Regions from separate parts of the Homo sapiens genome. Here region 1 is linked to region 2. A link is a contact called in ENCODE Hi-C or POLR2A ChIA-PET data. All regions are on one chromosome and are shown on one strand. Each heading gives the region's core, a stretch centred on a gene start or an enhancer-like site at or near the end of the contact. The rest is flanking DNA. Distances are from core to core; before and after follow the strand shown.

Region 1 (6,262 bases), core at 940-3,439, 110 kb after region 2:
GGAGCTGCAGCACAGACAGAGGGATGTCAAGTGCCCTGGGGCAACCTTTGGTCCAGGCAGACTGTGTATCTGTCACTTTAGTAACTTCACCTGTTGCTTGGTCCCAAAAATGAGGTCCTGAATATGGTGGTGTCAGGGCAACACTGGAAGGCAGGGCAGTGGTGGTGTGTTTAATTCATTGTTATTCATGCACTCGTCTGTTCAGCATGCTTTCACAGCAGGCTGACTGCATGCCAAGCACTGGGGGTACAGACGGGACATGTTCTTGCCCTGAAGGCACTCCCTGTCTGCGAGGAAGACCCGTGTGCAGGGGAATAAATGTCGCTGGACAGTGTGATTGATGTTACACCAAAGCTCTGGATGAGGGTTAGAAGCGTTAGAGAAGAGAGACACTCCAGCACCTTCCTAGGGGATCTGGGTTTCTGATGGCAGTCAGCAGGCATCAGAAGTGGCAAGAAGCATTGTGGCCTAATCAGAGCTGTGATGCAGAAGTACCGCTTGGGGCAGCAGCATGGAGAGAAGACCCAGAAAAGGATGGGAGTCACATGGGGAGACCAGGGAGGAGGCAAGGATGCTGAAGCCTAGGCCAAGACGGTGGCGGTAGGGTGGAGAGGGGCTCATGGGCGTAGGAACTTAGGGAGCTGATTCACTGAGAACCTGGTGACATATGGAAGGTGGAGGCTGAGGAAGAGGGAGAAGAAGTCAGTGATGGTTCCTGGACTTCCACACATGCCTCAGATGCAAGGTCCCATGCTGAGACTCAGAGTCTGAGTAGCTGTGAGCCCCTAGGGGTCCTGGCCCCTGGCTGACACCCCAGTCTGCCGGGTCCCTCAAGAAGAACCGAGAGGATCATGTGGACACTGATGGGCTGCAGATTGATCTTCACCAACACACACCCAAATAGCTTTCCCTGTCGACGGGGTTAGTAAATTGAGAGAATTCAGTATTTATTCACTCACAGTCACCAATTATGTTCAAGGCTCTGTGAGTGACACGGATGCATCACACACATCCCAGTCCTGTCCTCAGAGATCAGATGGTTTGTCTGTGATGCCCACACACATTTGTATGTATTATATTGCACCCATACAAGGTAGAGAAGGTAAACACCACGACAAAGAGATCAAATCCTTAAATGAAAGATCATTCCTGGCCAGAGAGAGAGTAGAGTCATGGAGGGCTTTGTGGAGGAGGAGGCCTATGAGGTGGGCTCACCCAGGCTGGTGTGGGTTGGATTTAGCCACGTTAAAATGGAGAGAAATATTCCAGACAGAGACAACTGCAAAGAGGCATGAATGTGGAGCATGGCAGTTGGCAAGAGCGGGGCTTTGCAGGGGAGTGTTGATGCCGAGGCAGCCTGGCATATTTGTAAAGTGCAGACATTACTCTCTAAGGAGAACCACTGAAGGATTTGGGATTTGGGGCGAGGAGTGACTTGGTGAGAGCTGGCTATCAGGACAGTCTGTCTGGGTCTATGGATCGGTGGGCTGGGCAGGACAGTGCAGACGCTGTTGCTGTTGGTTCACACAAGAGAGGATGGGCAGTAGGGTCTGAGCCAGGGTGGGGGCAGGAAATCCTTGTCCATTCATTAACATGGATTGAGGCTTTGGGCCAGGCCCTGTTCTAAGCACTTTATGTGCACTACCTGATTGAGTCCTTCTCAAAGTCCAGCCAGGTAGGCGCCACTGTCATTCCCACTTTACAAATGATAGTTCACGGAGGCCCGGAGATGTCATGTCAATAACTCAGAGCATAGCTAGGAGGTGGAGGAGGCGGGATGCAAACCTAGTAGCCTGTGCTCTTAAATTCTCTTAAATCTCACCCTAAAAATGGCATCCCAAAGGGACTGAGCACACTAAGAGTGGACCTGCCAGGGTTGGGGGTGGCTCTGAGGGTTGACCCAGAGCTGCAGGTCCTCTTGCCGTAGCAACTGGCTCCTGTCACCCCCTGTAAGCAGTGTTGGGCCCCACAGGGCCTGCTCTGGTTCACCGACTCGAAACCAGAGCCCACATATAGGTGGTGACAATGTAAATAACTGATGCAATGGAAACTTTCTATGGAAAAAGGTACCCACTCAAACAGCCACAAAGTCCAAAAAAAGGAAGAACACCACAGCAGACCAAGTGGGCCCTGTGGCACACAATTTCCTTTGGCACAGCCTTTCTGTCTGGCTGAATCTCTGAACTGGTGGAGGTGGGGATGGGGTGGAAGATGGGGTAGCACTGGGCAGGAGTGGGGCAGGTTGAGATCTAGACCAGAAGCCTGGCTGGGTCCCCGGAGGACCCTGGGTCACCAGGCTTCCCCTCTTAGCTAAGGGGGCAGCTGTCGTGTGGGCAGAAAGCAATTCTGCCTCCAAAAACACACACCTGTTATCACAGTCTTCCTAGTAGGCATGAATTACTCCCTGCCCCTGTCCTACTGTGGGCCAGTGGTGGAGGTTCTGTAGTCCCCGGGATCTCCCGAGGCCTCCACCTGCTTTGCTGTGAATAAGTTGCAGCAATCTTGTTATGGGATCTGGTATCTTCTTATTTTAGAAGATGAAATAATCATAAACATAAGTAAAGCTAAAAGATCAGAAGTAACCAGAAGAGGAAGAGGGAGAAGGTGGATTTTTCTGGGAAGCCAACCGTACCATTTTGTTCTTACCCCAGCCCAGGGCGTGCACTCTTGCTCTTGTTTCAGAGGTGAGGAAACAGACTCACAGGTGGTCAAGGACTCGAAGAAGGCCACACAGTGTCTAAGACCAGTAATGTCCAGTTTTATTTAATGCCAGAGCCTTGGGCCCTCCTGCAGTGCAAGGCTGTCCACATCTCTCTGTTTTCAAAGCCTCAGTTTCCTCAGTTGTCAGATGGTGATGATGGAGCCTGACCGTAGCATTAGTATGACTGTGAAAAAATGCAGGGACAGCCTTTGCACGTGGAAGACACTCAACAAATGTTGGGTTCTTCCTCTACCTCTGGCTTCTGTGTCTACAACCCGGGGAGATTTAGAAGCCTTCTTGCGGGGAAGCAGCTCAGGTTTTGGGCTCCCTGGGAGAAAGGGCCAGAACCACTGATTTTCTTATCTATCTTCCCTGCTAGATCCATCACAGCCTGAGACATGGACAAGGTCTTCTTCACCTTTGCACCCTGGGGTCTAGCCCAGTGATGGAGAGTGTCTTGTCCAAGGTCACTTAGCTGGGTGCAGCTGGACCTCAAATGTGGGGCTGCCTCATGGGATTTCTATTGCACCCAGAGAGGGAACACGGTGTCTTCTCTGCTCCCCTGTGTAGAGTGCCTAGTTCCAGGGGGCTTTCTGTGACAGAGGGCTGCGAGGTGTGGCCTGATATAGCAGGAAGCGACCTCACTGCTCCTCCCACACCTACCTTCCCCCGCCCCCCAACCCCCGCCCCAGCAGCTCTCAGAACCTTCATCTCCAAGTGCAGCTCCTCCAGTCTCGTCTGTTCCTCCTCCCGCCACTCCGGTATTCTCCTCGACTCCTGGGCTGGGTGCTCCCCATATACACCAGCAACACCTCCCTTCCTTGTCCCTGCAGTGCCTGAAAACCATGAACTTTTCTTCTGCCAAATCCCAGTGTAGAGTTTATGAGACAGTATATTCCTACCTGCCACTAAATGGAATATGTTATCTTGTACTTGAAGTTCTTCTTTTTTGCTCCTTCATACAATGGAAAGTATCACCATTCTCTATTTTTAAATGCCCTGTCTTTCCTGGAAAACATTTCTGGGTATCCTCAAAGCAGGTCTTGTCGCTATCAATGACTGGGCTCCATTGCCTGTCTCTCTGCCCACTCTCCTTGTTGGGGACGCCTCACTCATCCGTGAGTCAGCTACCATGTGAGAGAGAAGCCTCTTGTCTGGAGAACACAGCTGGGGACCGGGAAGGTTCCCAAGGCAGCCTCCAGGCTGTCAGCTGCATGTCACAGCATTCTCAGACTAGAGCGCACTCCGCTGAAACAAAGGTGAGCCCCTCAGGAAAGTGAGAGCCGGAAGGCTGACCACAGAGAGGGAGGTGGGTCACAGAGCCAACCCCAAACCCCAAAACAGAAGCCAGAAGGAGGAGAGATTGACAGAGGGAGAGAGACTTGGAAGGTGTCCCACCATAACTGAAGAAGGGCACAGGCATTTATTGAGTGCCTTTTGTATACTGGGTTCATACTCATTTCACATACACTTTGTCGCATCTGATCCACGTGGCAAACCCAGGGAGGGGGTGAGAGTCTTCACTTCTGACTCATGAGGAAAGTGAGCTAGTAATGGATGAAACCAGGGTCTGAACCCATGTCTTTCTGATGATGTTAAGGCCAACTCGCTATGCTATACCATGCTACTTCTGTGGTGCTGGGTAAATGAGGCATGCCAGTAATTCTCTCTCTTCCCCTCCCATCCACCCCTTTGCCAGTATCCCAGCATGAACCACCAGGATTATTCCATATGATTCTGCCATGTGTGACCCATGTCTTAGATTTTCATGTTTTCTTATTGATCACAGACCACAATAACAAATAAAACTGAAAATAGAAAGATTCATCCCACAATTCCCTGCCCCACACAGATCAAATTTGACTTTCCATGTGCCGGCCCCTTCTGCAGACGTTCCGTTCAGAGTGGAGGGAAGGGCCACGTGTCAGGAGGGTGTCAGGAGGGTGGCAGGGGCCTCAGGGCCAGCCTTCTTCTCCACTTTCTTTAGGATCAGTGTGTGAGGCCCAGTGCCAGAGTCCAAAGCCCCCCTGCCTCCCTGCCAGCCCTTGGAAAACAGCTGTTATGACCCAGTGAGGCTGGCCCCTGCCAGGCATCCAGGATTTTTCTTTAACCCTTTGTCAGCTGCAGTGATGCCAACCCCCAGTGCCCAGACCGGATGCGGCCCCTACCAGCTGCTGGCAAAGGCCTTGCTTTGATGTGTTGGTGGAGAGTGGAGAGCAAGGGCCCTCCCTCCTCATGATTTTGGGTGGGGCCAGCAGAGGAGCTGGCCCTGGTCCTTCCTGCCCTGGGTGGGTGCCACCTTGCAGATGGGCCCCTCTACCCCTAGTAGCCCCCTCCCTGTTCAACTGTTTTCTAAAAAGAAGACACTTTTATATCAGTTTCTCAATTTTTATTATGGTAAAATACACATAACATAATTTACCATCTTAATCATTTTTAAATGTACAGTTTAGTGTTATTAAATACATTCAAAAAGTTATGCACCCATCACCACCATCCATCTCTTCTTTTCTCTTTCTTTCTTTCTTCCTTTTCTTCCTTACTTCCTTCCTTTCTTTCTTTTCTTTCTTTCTCTCTCTCTCCCTTTCTTTCTTTCCTTTTTCTTTCTTTCTCTCTCTCTCCCTTTCTTTCTTTCTTTCCTTTTCCTTTCTTTCTCTCTCCTTCCTTCCTTCCTCTTTCTTTCTTTCTTTCTTTCTTTCTCTCTCTTTCTTTATTTCTCTGTCTCTCTCTTTCTTTCTTTCTCTTCTTTCTTTGTATAAACTTAAGGGGTACAAATGCAATTTTGTTACATGGATATATTACATAGCGGTGAAGTGTGGGTTTTTAGTACAACCGTCACCCAAATAATGTACATTGTATGCAGTAAGTGATTTCTCATCCCTTACCCTTCCCACTCTCCCAACTTCAGAGCCTCCAGCGTCTATTATTCCACACTTCGTGTCCATGTGTACACATTATTTAGATTCCACTTATAAGTGAGAATATGCAGTATTTGATTTTCTGTTTCTTAGTTGTTTCACTTAAGATATTGGCCTCTTAACTGTTTTCATCTTGTAAAACTGAAGTTCTGTGCTTATTAAACACTGACCCCCCATTCTGCTCTGCCCCAGTTCCGGACAACCCCTATTCTACCTTCTGTCTCTATACTTTTATATCATTTTCAAATTACAAAAGTGATACATGCTTAGTGCTTAAAAAAAGAACAGTATGGAAATGTAGAAACAAGAACGCATGTTTCAAGCCCCACCCATTCTGCAGTGCCCTCCAGGACAAGATTGCATCCCCCAGGTCCTTTCCATCCGTCACAGCTACACAGATAGATGTGTGTCTGTGATTTTGCTTTTCACCATCCCGTTGAGAGGAAGTGTGTGTCACAGCTGAGAGTGCAGTCTCCAGAGTCTAACAGACCAAGGTTCACCGCTTGGTCAGGCCTTAGCCTCTGTAGGCCTCAGATGGAAAATGGGGGCAGAAGTGGCACCTTCCACCCGGCAGACTGTTGAGGGAGGGGGGCAGGGAGACTACCTGTGAGAAGCGCTGAAGCTTGTACGTCACATAGACAAA
Region 2 (5,877 bases), core at 1,871-4,370:
TGAATTGCTTTTTTGCCTTTGTCCAAACTCGGTTGGCTGTAGCCATGTGGAACTATTTCTGGGTTCGCTATTTGTTTCCAGTGACCTATGTATCTGTCCTGCCAATACCACACATTCTTGATTACTGTAGCTATATCATGTCTTAACATCAGGTAAAGTGATGCTTCTCACCTTATTTTTCTTTTTTCAAAATTGTTTCAGTGTTCTGGTTCCTTTGGCATGTACTTTTTCAAGGCTTGTGATAACGTATTACCAAACTGCTCCTGAAAGGTGGTACTAATTTAAACTTCCGCTGCAGTGTAGGGGCGCTTGTTTCCATACACCCACACCAACCCCGGCTGTTATCATTTTAAAAAATCTTTGCCTATCTGATAACTGAAAAATTATTCACATCCTTATTTTAAATTGCATTTCTTTGGTTGCCTTTGAACCTAAGCAGGCAGCCAGTGCCCCCAGATCTGAGTAGAAGAGTTTGGTACCTTGGTGATATCAAGATTCACATTTGAGGTTTCAGAAATGTCCAACAGAGTGAGCAGGCAGGTTTGTGTGGCGACCCCTGCTGACTCCTTTTTCCCTCTGAAGGTATATTGCACCCTCTCTTCCTTGCTTATTGTCGCTCATCTCAGCTTCTGGAGACTAAGTCGTCTGTCCAGGCAGCCACACGTACGGCAGGCAGGCATCGCTCTGCAGAAAAGCCCAAACGTATTTTCAAATTGTACTCAAAAGTTGACCACTTCTCACCTCCATTGCCATTACCTTGGCTCACTTGCTGCTATCTCTAGCATGCAAAGACTATTGTTGTGATAGCCTCCCAACAGCATTGCAATCTGATCCTTGTCTCCTGTGCTCTTGTCTCAAAGGGCAGTGGAGTCTCTTCACCACCCAGAAGCCAGAGGGTTGCCTCTAAAACACAAATCAGGGGTCCTCCTCTGCTCAAAATCCTCCCTTCTCACCCAGAGTGAAAGCCAAAGGTCCTGGGTGGCCTGCAAGGTCCTGCACGACCCTGATGGCCAGGTCCCACTCTCCTTGCTGGGTCACCCTGCGGCAGCCGCTATGGTGTCTTTGCTGTTCCTCAGACCCACCCAGAATGCCGCGTGCTCTTGCTCTTTTGCTGTTTCCTTCTGTCTGGAAGACAGTTCTCTCTGCCCAGAATGTCTTCCTCAGCTGTCCACAGAGCTCACTCACTTCCTCACCTTCCCTCTAGTCTCCATCGGCACTCACCTCCAGCATTGCCTTTGCTGCCTTCTCCTCTTACCCCCACCACCCGCTGACCCACAACGGATATTGCACTTGCTTACTGGTTCCCTGGTTGTCTCCCCTCCCAGAGGACAGAGATTTTGTTCATTCATTCACCGGCTGCTGTATGCCTAATGTCTAATACACTGCCTGGCACATGATGCCTGCTCAATAAATACCTGAATGAATGAAAATGAACGGCCACCTAGTAAACAGCCCCTCATTAGAAACGCTTCCATTGTTTTCTATTTTTATTTATTTATTTATTTATTTATTTATTTATTTATTTTTGAGACGGCGTTTCTCTCCTGTGTCCCAGGCTGGAGTGCGATGACGTGATCTCGGCTCACTGCAACCTCCGCCTCCCGAGTTCAAGTGATTCTCCTGCCTCAGCCTTCCAAGTAGTTGGGATTACAGGCACATGCCACCACACCCGGATAATTTTTGTATTTTTAGTAGAGACGGGATTTCACCATGTTGGCCAGGCTGGTCTTGAACTCCTGACCTCAAGTGATCCTCCTACCTCGGCCTCCCAAAGTCCAAAGTGCTGGGATTACAGGCGTGAGCCACCGTGCCCGGCCCATTGCTTCCAATTTTTAAAACAAACAATGCTAACATGAATATCCTTGGAGTGAATTACTCATACACAGTCATGATTATTTCCTTAGGATTAATTTCTAAGATTGAATTGCTAGGTCAAGGGGATGCACATTAAAAAAACACTTTTGACAGGTATTTCTCCAGAAAGGCAGTATCAATTTCCATACTTACCAGAAATGTGTGACTGTGTCTTTTTCCCTACACTCCCACCAATGCTGGGTCTTGTCATTTTTAGAAAGTCTTTGCCAAGTTACCTGCCACTGTTCTCACGTGAGTTTTTACAGAAGGAGTTTTGTGTAACTTGATAGAATACAACCGCTTTACAGCAACTCAGAGACAGTCTTTCTGTGGTTGTAAACACGCTCAATAAAACCCAAAGGCAGTGCCCAGCGATGTAGCCAGTGGAGCAGCAGCCAGGCTAGTAGCCAGACTCAGATGTGGATCTTTCCCTGAGCCTAACACTTTGTAAAGTGAGCACTGAGATTGTCCAGCGGAGAGAAGGGACGCCAGATTATTTAGAACACTTTCCTGAATTGTTACTTTTCCTAGCCAAGCTTTGAATAGAACCCAGAGAGGTCAGAGTTCAAGGTTTTGCTGTCTTCTAAGGCCTGCCCTAAGCCAAGGGTTCTCAAACTGAGAGTGCCTCAGAATCACCTGGAGGGCCTGGGCTTGTTCAAACACAGACTGCTGGTTCTGTCGGTCTGGGACAGGCCCAGGGATTTGCATTTTTAACAAGTTCCCAGATGACGCTGATGCTCCGGGTTCAGGAACCATACTTTGAGAACTGCTGGCCTGGAGTGTTGGATGTATTTTGTCTGCCTCCCACTGGGTCTTTCCCTCAGCCCCCTAGGCTGGGTTAGGCACCAGCCCCTGTGCCCCATGGGAGCTCCATCGCCGTGCTGACCACATCACAGTCAGAGCCGCAGTCTTCCCTGGTCTTTTTCCCCTCTTTGGAGGTGGACCCTGGTCTAGGCCCCTGGTTCATCTCAGTCCACCCAGAGCCTGCTGAGCTGCTTGGCACAGAGGCATTCAGTGAGGGCTCCCCAGAAGGGTGAGGAGCTATTGCGGAGCCTCCGTGGGTGACTGCCACAGACTCCATGTGTGCTGACCAGGGAGGTGCAGCACAGAGGTCACCCTGTGGTTTTGAAAGTCAGTCATCCGGATTCATTCTCACTTCCTCTGATCGTTGGATTCTGATGTCATCAAGAAGATTTTCGGAAATCAAACAGAAAGGCAGTCCAGTGGACTTGTTGTGCAGTGAGGAACCAGAGAAGGAGAGGGACTAACTCAAAGTCACACCCCTGAGTGATGACATAGGTAAGACTTGAACCCATCACCTCCCCAGCAGTCTTCTATAAAGAAGGTGGAGTGAGAAGACAAATGTGATATGGACAGGGTCATGTTGGAGAACAGGCCTGGATCCTCCACCCACCACAGGCTTTGGACCCTCCACCCATCACAGGCTTTGGACAACTCCCTCTCTTGGGGCCCCCACTTGCTCATCGGCAGCCTGAGTATGATACCATCTGTGTGATGCTTTTGTGTGGATTCACTTTGGTCACTTGTGCAGATGGGCCTAGTGCTGTGCCTATGGGAAGCATTAGACACTCTCCTGCCTCGCCATGACTTCTGTTGGGCTTTTCATGGTCCCTTGCCCACCACTGAGTGCTGTTGTCCCAAAGGGCAGTAGCATCTCTGGTCACACTTTGGCTGGGTGAGTCTTAAGCTCCAAGAGAAGGACAGGGGAAAGGTTGAAGAACGCACACCTGAAGGTGCAGGTGGGGCCTCATGTGATGTCAACCCTGCTCATTTCGTGAACTTCCCTTCCCTCCTCACCACATCCTCCTGGGGTTTTTGGTGTCAGAGCTCAAGGGGAAGGTGCAGGCAGAAGTTAAATATAGAAAGGCACCTACTCATGGTGAAATGCGTGGGCTGAGCCCTGGGTGAGGGGGCGTAAGCATCTGCTAAATTTAGCAGGCTGACTTCCTCTCCTCTTCCCTTGCATGCCATTATGCAAAAAAAAAAAAAAAAAAAATGTGTGTCAGTTTCCCTCGGGATGAATTCAAAGGGTGAAGAGGAGAAGTTGGAAATAAAGCCTGCCAGTTAATCACGACCTCTGGCCCCTGGATGGTCCCATCTGTTGTCACTTTTTATCCTCAGAGCAGTTCTATGGGCTGGGCAGGGAGGGTGTTGCTGATCTTGCTTTACAAGTGAGGATGCTGAGCCCCAGAGAAACCAGGGACTTGGCCGGTCATTGCATGGTAGAGCCTAGACATGAACTTCGGGTTTAACACGGATGCCCATGTCCGTTCTTACGAACCTAGTCCAAGGGTGCACTGGGGGCCGGGTGCGGTGCGGTGTCTCACACCTGTAATCCCAGCACTTTGGGAGGCCGAGATGGATGGATCACTTGAAGTCAGAAGTTCCAGACCAGCCTGACCAACATGGTGAAACCCCATCACTACTAAAAATACAAAATTAGCCAGGCGTGGTGGTGCATACCTGTAATCCTACACACCTGTAATCCCAGCTACTTGGGAGGCTGAGGCAGGAGAATCACTTGAATCCAGGAGGCAGAGGTTGCAGTGAGCTGAGATCGCACCATTGCACTCCAGCCTGGGCGACAGAGCGAGACGCGTGTCAAAAAAAAAAAAAAGTGCACTGGGCTTGGTAGCTCAGTAGGTGATAAAGAGTGCCCAATCTACAGAGATTTTCAAGGGTCTTGAGTGGTTTGGTAACTGCAGGTGGGAAGCCTACAAGCTAATGAATATGAGTGGCAATGAACCAAGGCCCGGCTACTCAGTCCAGCAGCAATGGCCTCGCCTTGGAACCTGGAAATGCCAAGGCCCAGCCCCAGCCCAGACCTGCAGAATCTGATTCTGCCTTGTAACAAGGTTCCCAGATGATGCACACACTGGAGCTTAGGAAGCCTTGGATTAATGCTTTGAGTGGGCTCACTTAGAGAATCAACTAATGGAATTTTGGACTCCAGTCATTCATTCCTTCACTCCCTCGTTTATTCAGCTGCCATTTGTTGATGAATTCCATGTTTGTGGACTCATGTTAGAAGTTGTGACAGAAGATAGCTGCTAACACTTACAAGTGCTTGCTGTGGATCTGGCGAGGTGTTGTAGGTTTATTAATTTGTTTAATCATTACAGAGACCCTGTGGGGTAGGTGTGTGCAGTTTGTAGAAGAGGAAGCAGGCTAGAGAGTTTTAGGCAACGTGCTTAAGGTCATGGCGCTTAATGAGTGGCAGAGCCAAGATTCCACCCAGGTTCTGACTCTTAACCAGGAGGCTCCACCGCCTCTAAGGATTACAGAACCAGAGCAGCTTGGTGCTGCTCAGGGCTCAGACCTCACAAGCCAGAAAGGTTCCAAGTGATCAACTGGGCCAGGGTTTTGTTTCAATTTTGGCTTTAGGCTACAGAGCCATTTGCTCATGTAACATTTCATGCAGATTCTGTGAGAGCTAGAGCTGCTGTTGTTGGACAGAGGTGACCCCCACATACATTTCACCCCCAAGGCCACACCACTCTCCCCTGTGCCCCCGGAGCTCCGTAGAGCACATGCTGAAGCCACTCACAAGTCCAACTTATTTGTTTTGCAGATGGGAAGAACAGGGGCTAGAAAGCGAGATGTCTTATCCAAGATCACATAGCTAATGAAGACCAAATTAGTTAGGGCTATGTGAGCCCCAGGTGAGCTCTGTTCCGTGGGGTGAGGGGATGGGAGGATTTCGCGCCAGAGAGCACACGGCTGATCTATGTAATGACATTTCACAGGGAAAACCCTTTGTCATAGCATTTCTAAATTTTCTTAGGAATGAAGGAGCCTCAGTGAAACTATGTTGACAGCTTGACAGCTACAGGCCCTCTCTCTAGAATTATTCTCATTCTCTCTGTCTCCTTCTCTCTGTCTCTCCATCACACACACACACACACACACACACACAATTTTTTCTAAGGTTTCAGAGAGTCCAGAGAGCCTTTGAATCCTGGAAGAAACCCTCAGGTCAGGAATCATATGCATTTTTTGCCT

The links. Hi-C counts contacts between places; a loop is a spot of excess contacts on that map. ChIA-PET counts read pairs that join two places held with the same protein, here RNA polymerase II (POLR2A). Pooled maps may share reads with other maps.
Region 1: a loop to region 2 is called in a map of thyroid gland, with 3 times the contacts of the local background. The contact joins two enhancer-like sites. A Hi-C loop is called at or near these places in 2 of 168 maps with a recorded cell type or tissue (endothelial cell of hepatic sinusoid and thyroid gland), 8 of 37 single-sample maps with no recorded cell type and 10 of 50 pooled maps. POLR2A ChIA-PET finds 5 or more read pairs at or near these places in 5 of 52 experiments (B cell, activated CD4-positive, alpha-beta T cell, activated CD4-positive, alpha-beta memory T cell and 2 more).

What each region holds. Positions count from the first base shown.
Region 1 is chr1:41,637,396-41,643,657 of GRCh38, reverse strand. The region is part of intron 2 of HIVEP3 (HIVEP zinc finger 3); the gene reads left to right. Among named protein-coding and RNA genes, the nearest start is that of EDN2, 160 kb to the right of the region's middle. Within about 2 kb of position 2,189, at least 2 of the 41 ENCODE cell types and tissues checked have a DNase peak (open chromatin) inside an H3K27ac peak, as active enhancers do; they include B cell, where a contact is called at or near this core.
Region 2 is chr1:41,749,319-41,755,195 of GRCh38, reverse strand. All of the region lies in intron 1 of HIVEP3 (HIVEP zinc finger 3), which reads left to right. Among named protein-coding and RNA genes, the nearest start is that of HIVEP3, 170 kb to the left of the region's middle. RefSeq lists enhancers at 2,636-2,825, 3,186-3,345, 4,616-4,745. Within about 2 kb of position 3,120, at least 7 of the 41 ENCODE cell types and tissues checked have a DNase peak (open chromatin) inside an H3K27ac peak, as active enhancers do; they include B cell, where a contact is called at or near this core.